Regions from separate parts of the Homo sapiens genome. Here region 2 is linked to region 1. Evidence: chromatin contacts called from ENCODE Hi-C data. All regions are on one chromosome and are shown on one strand. The core of a region is the stretch at or near the end of the contact, and the rest is flanking DNA. Distances in the headings are between cores, read along the strand shown. Region 1 has its middle 20 kb from the start of TMEM163. Region 2 holds the start of ACMSD (aminocarboxymuconate semialdehyde decarboxylase).

Region 1 (5,392 bases), core at 1,078-3,577:
GCGCAATCATAGCTCATTGCATCCTCAAACTCCTGGGCTCAAGCAATCCTCCTGCATCAGGTTCCTGTGTAGCTAATACTACAGGCACTGCGTACCACCTATCCTGGATAATTTTTTCCTTTTTATTTTTTTTGTAGAGATGAAGTCTTGCTGTGTTGCCCAGGCTGGTCTCTAATTTCTGGCCTCAAGCGATCCTCCTACCTCAAACTCCCAAAGTGCTAAGATTACAGGCATGAGCTATTGTGCCAGCTCCAGGTGACCTTTTAAAAGCCTGTTTCAGATTATATCTTTTTAGCTTAAAACCCTTCTGTTGCTTTCTATCCCATTTAGATTAAGAGCTAAACTCTTTACCTTGGTCTATGAAACTAAATGGTCTTTTCTGTCCACTCTTCCAAACTCATCTCTCCTCTGACCACTCCCCTTCCCCACCATACTCCAGCCACCCTGGCCTTTTGTGTGTCCCTTAAACATACTGAGCCTGTTCCCACTATGCCTAACTGTTTTACTTCAGGGCCTTTGCACTCCCTCTGAAACATACTTTCCCCAGGTGATTTCGCCAGTGATGCTGCTCATCTGGGTTTTTGTTTTCTTTTTGAGACGAAGTCTCACTCTGTTGCTCAAGCTGGAGTATAGTGGCATGATCTCAGCTCACTGCAGCCTCTGCCTCCTGGGTTCAAGCAATTCTCCTGCCTCAGCCTCCCGAGTAGCTGAGATTACAGGCATGTGCCACCATGCCTGGCTAGTTTTTGTGTTTTTAGTAGAGAAGAGTGTTTTAGTTTCACCATGTTGGCCATGGTTGGCCAGGCTGGTCTCGAACTCCTGACCTCAGGCGATCCGTCTGCCTTGGCCTCCCAAAGTGCTGGGATTACAGGCATGAGCCACCGTGCCTGGCCTCATCTGGGTTTTTGGATCTCAGCCTGAACCTCACCTCTTAGAGAGGCCTTTCTAAAGTAGAGGCCAGACTCAGGGATCTATTCCATCACTCTGTCTCATCGTCCTATTTTAATTCTCTATGTGACTATCGCATCCTGTAGGTTTTCGTGGTTCTATGTTAACTATCTCTCCTCGCTTGAATGTAAGCTTCTTATGCACAGGACCCTCATGTTTTTTTCTTGCCAATGTCTTCCCACCACCAAAATCAATGTTGTCACATGGTAGACAGTAAATACTGGTTGAAAAAATGAACATCAATAACCACAATAATAGTTGCTTTTTGGCAGCAGGTGCTGATTCAAATGGACTGATGTAAGACCAGGTACTGATTTAAGTGTTCACAAATACCATTTCATTTAGTTCTCTAAAATAATCCTAAATGCAAATATTATTTTCCCCCGTTAACTAAGAAGGAAATGAGGCTTAGGAGAGACTAAATAAGGTTCATGGCTACACCTTTATTAGGGTGCGGGGCAGGGCAGCCCCAACTAATCTATACCTCGACACACATCCTATCCTCTTTGATTACAGGCAGGAAAAGCTGATCCACCAAATTAAAGGTGGTGGCCTCGGGCTGACAAATCTCTGTGGAAGCCCAGGGTGAGGCCCCTTTGTTCTGAGCGGTGGCCTGTGTGAGCATTTGAGGAGGTGCTGTACAGCAAAGGCCCTATCCGTGGCACAGTCTTGATGAGTAACAGACAGACGTCTTTAGAGGCTTTGTTTTCACATCCTCTTTTTGAAAATGGATTTGCTTCCTTAAACACAGTTGGCTTCATCTTTTACATAATACACAGTCATATTACTGCCTTTCGTGAAGCCAGTGTCTTCTTGGCCTCCATGTGTGTCAGCTGAAGCTTTAGACTGTCTGACCACAGAAGCTGATGACCCACAGTCACTTGAATGCTTTCTTCTGTTCCAAGAACCGCACCTAGAGCACCATGGGGATGACCTCATGTCATCCTTGCAACAGCCCAGCTCTGGTTACCTAGCCCATTTTATGGATTAGAACCCTGAGGCTCAAGGGGGCTAAATTTGGCACCCCAAATCACATAACTAGTCCATGGCAGGGGTGGCACAGGATATGAACAAAGGACTGTGTACATTCCTACTGCCTATGTATGTCTGTGCAGCAGCCAGCCAAGAGGCATGTGTTATGTGATGCTTACTATTTATTACTTCTCTACAACAGGGATAAGATAATGATGATGACAATGATAACTCCCAGCCTTGTGATAGGACTTGAGCTTCATTATCTCACAATAGCCCCATAAGGGGTATAGTTGGGGCCCCCACCAGATACACTTTAATCTGCCAGGCACCACCCCGTAGCTGAGTGTTGGCTGCTCACAGGTTGCAGCTGCTTCCTTCTTCTGAATGCTCAGCTAAGGGGAGCCACCTTGCCTAGAAATGCCTGCTTTCCCCCTAGGGGTGGCCACAGACAATGAGTGACAGATATGGGGTGCAAAAGTCTGGTGCCTTGTCTCAAGGTTGCATAACTTTGTGGTGTTCTTCATGCTATGGTGGGATCAGGCTGAGGTGGGATCAGACTGAGAGGTTAAAATGCAGCTGAATCTACATTTTTCTTGGCTTCCTTTTTCTTTCTATCTTGCCACTCACATTCTCTTTCTGAGATCACTTGCACCAAGAATCTGTGTCTCAGGTCCTGCTTCTATAGAACTTCAGACAAGCCCTATGAATCCAGAACTATTGTCCATATTTTGCTGAGCGGGAGCGTGAAGCTGGAGGTGGCTGTCCCCACTTCATCTTGTCCTAGAGATGTGGCATGTCTCTGACCTCCTTAGCCGTGTTGGGAGTGTTCATCTGCAGTGCCCCTCTTTGAAACCACTGCCTCCCAAGGACCAGAGGTGCAATCTCATGGGCTGTGCTCCTCTGGGCCCACTCTTTTTTATCTTCATTCTTTCCCTGGCTTCTGTCTCATCCTGGTTGCCCATCACCCATCATGAACCATGGCCATGGGACACTCTCAGACAAGCTGGAGGCTGAGGTAACCATGAATTTGCCTTGCCCAGCATGATTTTCTTCCTGTGCCTTCTCCTGATAGTAATCCTGCCCTCCAGCTTTGCCCACAGTGTGGACACATGACCCAGGCTGAACCAGGGCACCATCCCTGGCTGGTTACAGAGATTGGCTCAGAAATGAGCACATTGCAGGAACATAAGTCCCTGGATGACCTTGGCCGACCCAGCTCTTCCCCTTCTTGCTTTTCATTCCTAGACAGAAACTACTGAAAATCCTGTAATAAGGAGGAAATGTCTGGAGCAATCCAGGCTACATTCTTATTCCTTCTAGAATAGGATGTTCTGCAGTGCTTGCATTCAGTGGTCCAAGTGGTACCCAGGGTATATAAACCCAGGATGGAGTGCTTTCAGAGTCCCTCAGCTAGAGTGTAATGTGAGGCATGCTTAGACTGCATCTGCCCTTGGCAGCATTCCTGAACCCTGGGGAACTGCTCATGGTGGACCCTGGGTTTCTGTTGATTTTTGCTGCTTAACTGTGAGTAACAAAGTTGCTTTTCATAAATTGTGCCAATGTTCTGTCTTCCCAGACTAGACCAAAAAATGCAAGTGGTGAGGGATTGGGGCTCCTTTTTTCTCCTTGCAACTGTCCTGATGGCGTGGGGACTGCTGCAGCAGCCAGGGCTGCTTTGAGCCCCAGAGTAAGAACCCTCGCAGAACTCTGGAAGCTGGGTTTGTGCAAAACCTCCTGCCAGACTTGAACTTTGCATACATTATCAAGCCAGGATAATTAGAGCCCTTCCTTGGGACTGTTTTATAGAAACTAAGGGAAAGGACAGCCTCCTGCCTCTCGAGTTTTTAGAAGGATTCAAATCTAGGGCTGTCAGCATTCATCTTTCCTGCCATGTGGGAAAGACCCTTCGGAGGTAATATACAGTATGCCGACATTCAGGAAGTGACAGCAGCAAGGCGTGGAGAGAGTAAACAGCAGTCTAACAACAGTGATGCAGTTCAGGGTCTGCCACACCTGGTGCACCCTGTCCTTCCTGCTGACACAAGCCAGCATAGGCTCTGTCATCGATTTCTGTCTGTTTCACCTTGAGATTATCCTGGCTTATCTGGGTGGCTTTATTTTAATCACAAAGATCCTTATAAGAAGAAAGCAGGGGAATCAGAGTCAGAGAGAAGAAGGCTAACTGGCAATAAAAACAGAGATTGGAGCAATTCAGCCAGGAGCCAAGGAGTGACGGCCACCTTTAGAAGCTGGAGGATGCAAGGAAACAAATTCTCTCCTGGAGTCTCCAGAGAAAATCAGCTTTGCTGACACCCCCATAAGATGATTTCAGCCCCATAAGACTCATTTCCAGCTTCTGACTCCCAGAATTGTAAGAGAATAAATTTGTGCCGTTTCAAGCCTCCAAGTCTGCAGTAATTTGTTACGGAGCAATAACAAATGAGCACACACCACTGCACCTCAAGTTTCTCACTTGTAAATTGGAAGTCTTGCCAAATTTAGCTGACCTGTGAGGCCTCATCTAACTCTCTTTTTCGTATTTGCATTCTATAATTATTCTCTTGGCTTTCTTTTGGGCTAGGCAGAATAAGTATCTATAGTATCTATCAGCTGGCTTTTTCAGACATTCAGAAATTGAGGAGCAGTGAGGTATAAGAAGGACACACAGCTCTGGCCAAGGCGAACCAGAACCCAGTCACTCATCTCTTCAGTTCTGTTAGATTACAAAGTCATAGAAGAGGTCTTTCTTGCTTATGTTTTGTTTGGATAAGAATAATTTGGGCCAATCCCAATGGCATTGGCATCATGAGATGACAACACAAGGTCAGACTAAGGGAGGACTTGAAAGTCAGAGTCAAGGTGATGAATAGCAGCCCTTCCCAACAGGCATTGAGTGTTAGAACCAATTATCAAGTTTATAAACAGCCACAAAGCTTCACAGTTTCCCAAGGTGGCACAGACACTTGCACACATGGGATTACTACTTTAGAATTAAAGTACTATGAGGACTTTTTCCCCCGACTTATTAAGGGGCCTTTTCATCTGAAGATCTTGATGTCCATTTCTGCCCAGTGAGAACTTAGAATTTTCAGTCTTCACCTGAGAAAAGAGGAAGAAAAACATCACAGAGGAGAAAGAGGAACAAAAATTTCCACCCTTATGTAAAGGTTCCTTAAACAACTGTGTTGAAACAGGGTCCTTAAACAACAGTAGTGAAAAGGACTACACTGAGTTATTTTAATAGGGTCATTGTTAATTCACTCTTTTTTCATTAAATCAGTAAATATTTTTCCACTTTATAAATGTCTGTCTACCTTATCCCAGGCACTGTTCTAAGCATTCGTGATACATTTTTGAATAAAAGTGGCAACCCCTCTCATCCACATGGGCCACACATTCTTAGGATGTCTGATGGAGCGTGGCATTACTGATTGTGAAAAGCTGATGGCTGTGGAATTAGAGGGCTTCC
Region 2 (5,392 bases), core at 2,001-4,500, 99 kb before region 1:
CTTATATCGATGAAGTGCAATTGCTAACAAAAGAAGGTGTAAGTATATGATTTTCAAATTGAAGGTCAGAATTTTTTGCTCCATTTATAATTAGAAGAATCTTTGCAAGCCCTACTATTGGGCAGACAGTAGGTTGTCAGTAAGGCCTTGCTGGAGGAAAAAGCTGAAACTGTATCATCCTCATTGTTGCTGTGAATAATCCATTGCAGATCAACCTGAAACATCTTTCACCACTGTTTCTTGGGCCCCACCTCCTGTTTGTGACAGCAGAGAGTGTGGGTCCTCATTCATCAGAAACAATTTGATCAAGTATCCCTGAATCCATTGTCTTTATACGTCAGATATGTTTTTTTTTCAAGAACCCTACTTGTAACTCTGACTAAAATTATTATTAGCAAGCGAAAATGAAAAGATTTCTCAAATCCCCGTCCATTATCATCATTAATTAAACATCACTTCAGGCGTGTTGATTCTGCTTTTCTGTCTCTTCATTGTGCAAGAAGGTCAAGGTTATTCCAGCAGCAGTACTCTCTTGGGCCAGTTTTCTCAAGATGGGTGTGGTGGTGGGGAGGCTCTTGAGGGACCACGGTGGCCTCTCATAGCTCTGGGATTCTAGGTTCATTTCTGAGTCTCAAGCATCTCATCTGTCAAGTGAATAATATAAATCTTATCTGCATATTTCACAAGGTTTATGTAAATTATTTCTCCCTCTGTCTCTCCCTGGAAGTACGAAGTGTTATGACTATAATGATGGAAATGATGTAGATGGTGATGATGAAGTGTATCAGCTGTCTGCTTGCAGCATATGAGACTACTACATAAGAAGAAACCTGGTTTGGAATGAAAAACCAAACATCATATGTTCTCACTCATAAGTGGTAGCTAAGTTATGAGGATGCAAAGGCATAAGAATGACACGATGGACTTTGGGGACTCGGGGAAAGGGTGGGAAGCAGATGAGGGATAAAAGACTAAAATTGGGTGCAGTGTATACTGCTTGGGTGATGGGTGCACCAAAATCTCACAAATCACCACTAAAGAACTTACTCATGTAACCAAACACCACCTGTTCCCCAATAGCCTATGGAAATAAAAATAAATACATAAAAATAAAAAAAGAAGAAGAAACCTGGTTTATTGGGACAAAATTCCTCTCCCTCTTTAAAGCAATAGCTGGTGATAGAAAGGAGAGGGAGTTTGGAAGCTGGGAAGTCCAAGATCTGGTGAGAACCCGCTTCCTGGTTCTAAGATGGTGCCTTCTTGCTGTGCCCTCACGTGGCAGAAGGGGCGAACAAGCTTCCTTGGGCTTACTTTATAAGGGCACTAATCTCATACATGAGGGCTCTGCTCTCATTACCTAATCACCTCCAGAAGGCTGCATCTCCTAATACCATTGCCTTGTGGATGAGGGTTTCACCTGAATTTTGGGGGGGACATACACATTCAGACTGTAGCTCTCTCTAAGCCTCAAAATCCTGTCTGCACAAGGAGGTGTATGCCCTGGAGCTTGGAGCCCTGCTTGGAGGGTCGATCATGCTAGCTAGCTTTCTCAGTGGGATAGTACAGGGGGGCGTTGTCCTCTAGAGACCACCGTGGTGGTTTCCAAAGCATTTCATGTGGATATTCTTTCATACTCAAATAGAGAAAAAAGCTGTAACAGAGGAATTAGTGGTTTTTTTTTTTTTTTTTTTTTTTTTTGCTAGGTATAGTTTATGGCTATTTTAAAATACCAAATACTAAAATTTGGATTTTTCTAAAACTCTCAGATTAGGGAGTATAATCTATTGCTTCCATTACCTGTATCACAAGTTAGTCAATGTGTTCATTGCATCATTCATCAGGCAAATACTCATAAATGAGGGGTAGAAAGTGGTGGGCGCCATAAGATGTAAGAAACTGCATGCAGCTTCTAAACAAGGCAGATGCACTCCCACAAAGTAACTGGTGCATTCCCTTCATGAAATCATTAACATTGTGAAGTGGTTTACACTTCAGTAAACTATGATGAGGACAACAGCACTCAGAACAGCATGTTCCTGTGTAAACATGTAGAGTCCTTTTAGGAAGAGCAGGTTGAGAGGTTTATCTTTTATCGTTAGCTGTGCATAGGATAGGCTTTCAAAGATTTTGTTTTTCAATCCACAGTTTCTACCACCCCTCTTACCTAAGATACCAATGGACAAAGAAATACTTAAGATAAACATTCTTCAATGAGACAACTATGAGAAGAAAATAGTTTCATCTATTTGCACAATGAACCACATTTAATTCAAGTTTGGGTTAATTCATTTTCCCTCACTTGGGATAAAAAAGTTGAAACATTATCGGTGGTGTGAAAGTACTGGCAGAATGCTGAAGATTGGGTAAAACCTGATATTAAGCCTGAACAAACCTCTAGCCAATTTTACATTTCTTTCATGTTCCTCACCTTCCTCTTTTTATATTCATTCAAAAGTTCTTAATGACAAAAGGAAATTTCCATCTTTAGAGAAACACAAAGAATACTCTCTTAGGAGATGTCACTGTGCAAAAGCTTCATGTCATTTATTCTCGGGTTTTTTGATGTACCTACTTCCTAGTTCTTCAGGACAAAGATTTATAGAATAAAGAACATCAAACAGTAAAGGTTTCAGGCAGTGTCCTAAAATAGACTAAAAAAATTCACAAAGCTATCTCTTGGTGCTTCTAAAACTTATTTTAAACATTTTGGAAAGGAGATATATTTTAGAAGTCCTTGAAACCGATCACATTCCATTTTTAATGGTCTTCTACTTAAAATTGTAACTTTAAATTCTGTAGTTGGCATGTATCTTCCCAGCAGCTGAATATGTGATTTTTGAAAAGGTAAATCTGCCTTATTTAAATTGTCCAGATATTTTAAAGAATGGTTCATTTGAGGGAAAAAAGGGTTTCTGAGAAAGCACTTATTTCTTTAATCCAATGTTATTTCAAAATAAATATAAAAGTCATTTTTAAAAGCTAGAAAATCAGAACTACCAAATGATTTAACCCCCTCGCCCCCCACCAAAGCAGATAAACTAGACATCTAATTCCACAAAGAAGAGAAAGGCATTGAGAAACCCTGGAGAAGTTTCAGAAATAATTCAGCAAATTAATTACCATTACCTTTTTTAGATCTGGCCATTCTTTTGGTAGAATATGACTATGGATGTCAATTTTCATCTCCACAGGATCAGAGAAGCATGCAAGGAAAGAAGTTTTGATATCAAGAGACCTTTGTGAAAACTGTGGAGTTAATTGATTTACTTAGTCCCTTTACAGCAACCTTCAGGCAGCAGTCAGTAGGCCTGCCCAACCCAGTCTAGGTCCATTAGAACTGCTTTATTAAAGTTCAAAGTTCTGTTTATTTGTTAACCAAGCTTTGGTTAACCAAGCTTTATTTGTTAATCAAGCTTTGGGTCAACACAGTTTGGTAGTCAGGACTCTTGGCACAAAACTTAAAAAAACAAAAACAAAAACAAAAACAAAAAAACAACTGTACTCAACTGTATGAGGTCAAAAGCACAGCAGGATGCTTTGACTTACAGCAGGTCAAAAATTGACTGATTTTTCATTTTAAATATTTTAACTTAGTTGTACATAGTTAATAATTAAATAGTTTGTAGTTAAAAATAAAACCATGCAGAGGGCTTTTACAGAAAAAGGATAGATCCCTGACTCACCTTTTCTTACTTTTCCTTGCACTATTCAGAAGCAGCCAGTTTTTATGATTTTGCTTTTTGTTCAGTTAGTTACTCCCATATCTTTAAATAATATTTAACAGTTGTCTTGTTCATGAAAATTTAACGTGTTGAAAAGTTATGGGGAGGTTTCACATTTTAAATCACAGAAAGAGTCCACTCTTCATATATGTTTTTTCCTCCAGTGCCTTTGTCTTGGACTCATTCATTCATGCATTTTTTTCCTTTTTTTTTTGTTTTTTAATTTGAGATGCGGTCTCACTATATTGCCCAGGCTGGTATGGAATTCCTGGGCTCAAGCAATCCACCCACCTTTGCCTCCCAAAGTGCTGGGATTACAGGCGAGAGCCACTGCACCCAGCTTCATTCATGCATTTAACAAACATTTATGGAGAACTGCTATATGCTGACGATGTAAGGTTGACTGAGAGAAAGATGATACATATCCTAAAGTGTAGGGAAAAGAAGATAGTAGCCATTTCCATTTAGCATTATCAGAGCAGTCAGGGAGGGCTTCCAATATAGCAGAAAGTGGGGCTTATATGGTCATGCCTCTAAAGAGAGCCTGGAACAAAACAGCCCTTGATTGTTCTGTGTTTACCCTTTCCTCTTCCTGAACAGCTTAAAATGTTCAAGGGACCCCAGGTCCCCTGGCAAACCCTTAAACCTGCCTTGGTTGCTGCCTTCAGCTCAGACTCCACAACACATAAATTGAGTAGTCAAAAAGCTTCCTTCTGTAATTCAGCTAGATTCTGGATAAATTATAACAGACAGCTTGAAAGAAAATAAAGGAAATCCTTGAAATCCATTTTTTTAGAAGTTCAGTGAGCTAAAACTGAATGAGTAAGCCTTAAACTAACATGGAGGCACTTGCTAATACTGAGTAAGTAAGTGCAAGCATTTTTAGAGCACTCCCAATGGGCCAGGCACTGGTCCATGAATTTTAATAAAGTCGGTTCACTTATTACTCATAACATTCCTGTGGGGGAAGAACTAGGACCAATATTCATTTTATAGAAGAGGAAACTGAAGCACGGAGAAGTACCTTGTTCATGGTTACACAATAGTGTGTGGGAGAACTGGAATTAGAATCCAGAAAATGTGGCTTCAGACTCCTAGAGATTTCAGGGTTAATATCCCACAAGGGAATGGGAGATAATAATATGGGCTTGTACAAAACTGAAATGCCCTCATTACACTAAAAGTCTTGAAGGATCTAGACCCTCAGGGAAAAAGTAGTCTAGGAAAAAAATCCATTGGCCAAAAAGAGGGAGTCTGTAATGAAACCTGTCTTCACTATGAGGGGAAAAAAAGAGAAGAAATAACAATTTTCTCTGAGAATTTCTTTGAGAATTACTATTCAAGGTCACCCACTAAGATTTTAGTTAAAGTACCACTCACCTACTTCCTCCCACCCTGTCTTAGTCAATTTAGTGTTGCTTTAATAGAATACCTGAGTCTGGATAATTTATAAAGAAAAGAAACTCATTTGGCTCACAGTTCTGCTGGCTGGAAAGTCCAAGAACATTGCACCAGGAGCTGTTTGGCTTCTGGTGAGGGCCACATGCTGAGGTACAACATGGTAGAAAAGCAGAAAGGTATGCAGATGTGTGCAAAGAGGGACAGGACAAAGGAGGCTAATGAGTTTTATAACAACCCACTCTTGGAAGAACTAATCTATTTCTATGAGA

Evidence for each region. Hi-C counts contacts between places; a loop is a spot of excess contacts on that map. Pooled maps may share reads with other maps.
Region 2: a pooled map shows a loop between it and region 1 (2.6-fold over the local background). The contact joins the promoter of ACMSD here to the enhancer-like site in region 1. A Hi-C loop is called at or near these places in 1 of 168 maps with a recorded cell type or tissue (GM12878), 1 of 37 single-sample maps with no recorded cell type and 1 of 50 pooled maps.

What each region holds. Positions count from the first base shown.
Region 1 is chr2:134,736,351-134,741,742 of GRCh38, reverse strand. No RefSeq gene overlaps it. Among named protein-coding and RNA genes, the nearest start is that of TMEM163, 20 kb to the right of the region's middle. RefSeq lists an enhancer at 1,738-1,957. Within about 2 kb of position 2,327, at least 5 of the 41 ENCODE cell types and tissues checked have a DNase peak (open chromatin) inside an H3K27ac peak, as active enhancers do; they include GM12878, where a contact is called at or near this core.
Region 2 is chr2:134,836,474-134,841,865 of GRCh38, reverse strand. It overlaps ACMSD (aminocarboxymuconate semialdehyde decarboxylase), which reads right to left and starts at 3,250. Exons shown (of 10, transcript NM_138326.3): 1 at 3,127-3,250. The coding sequence starts at 3,183.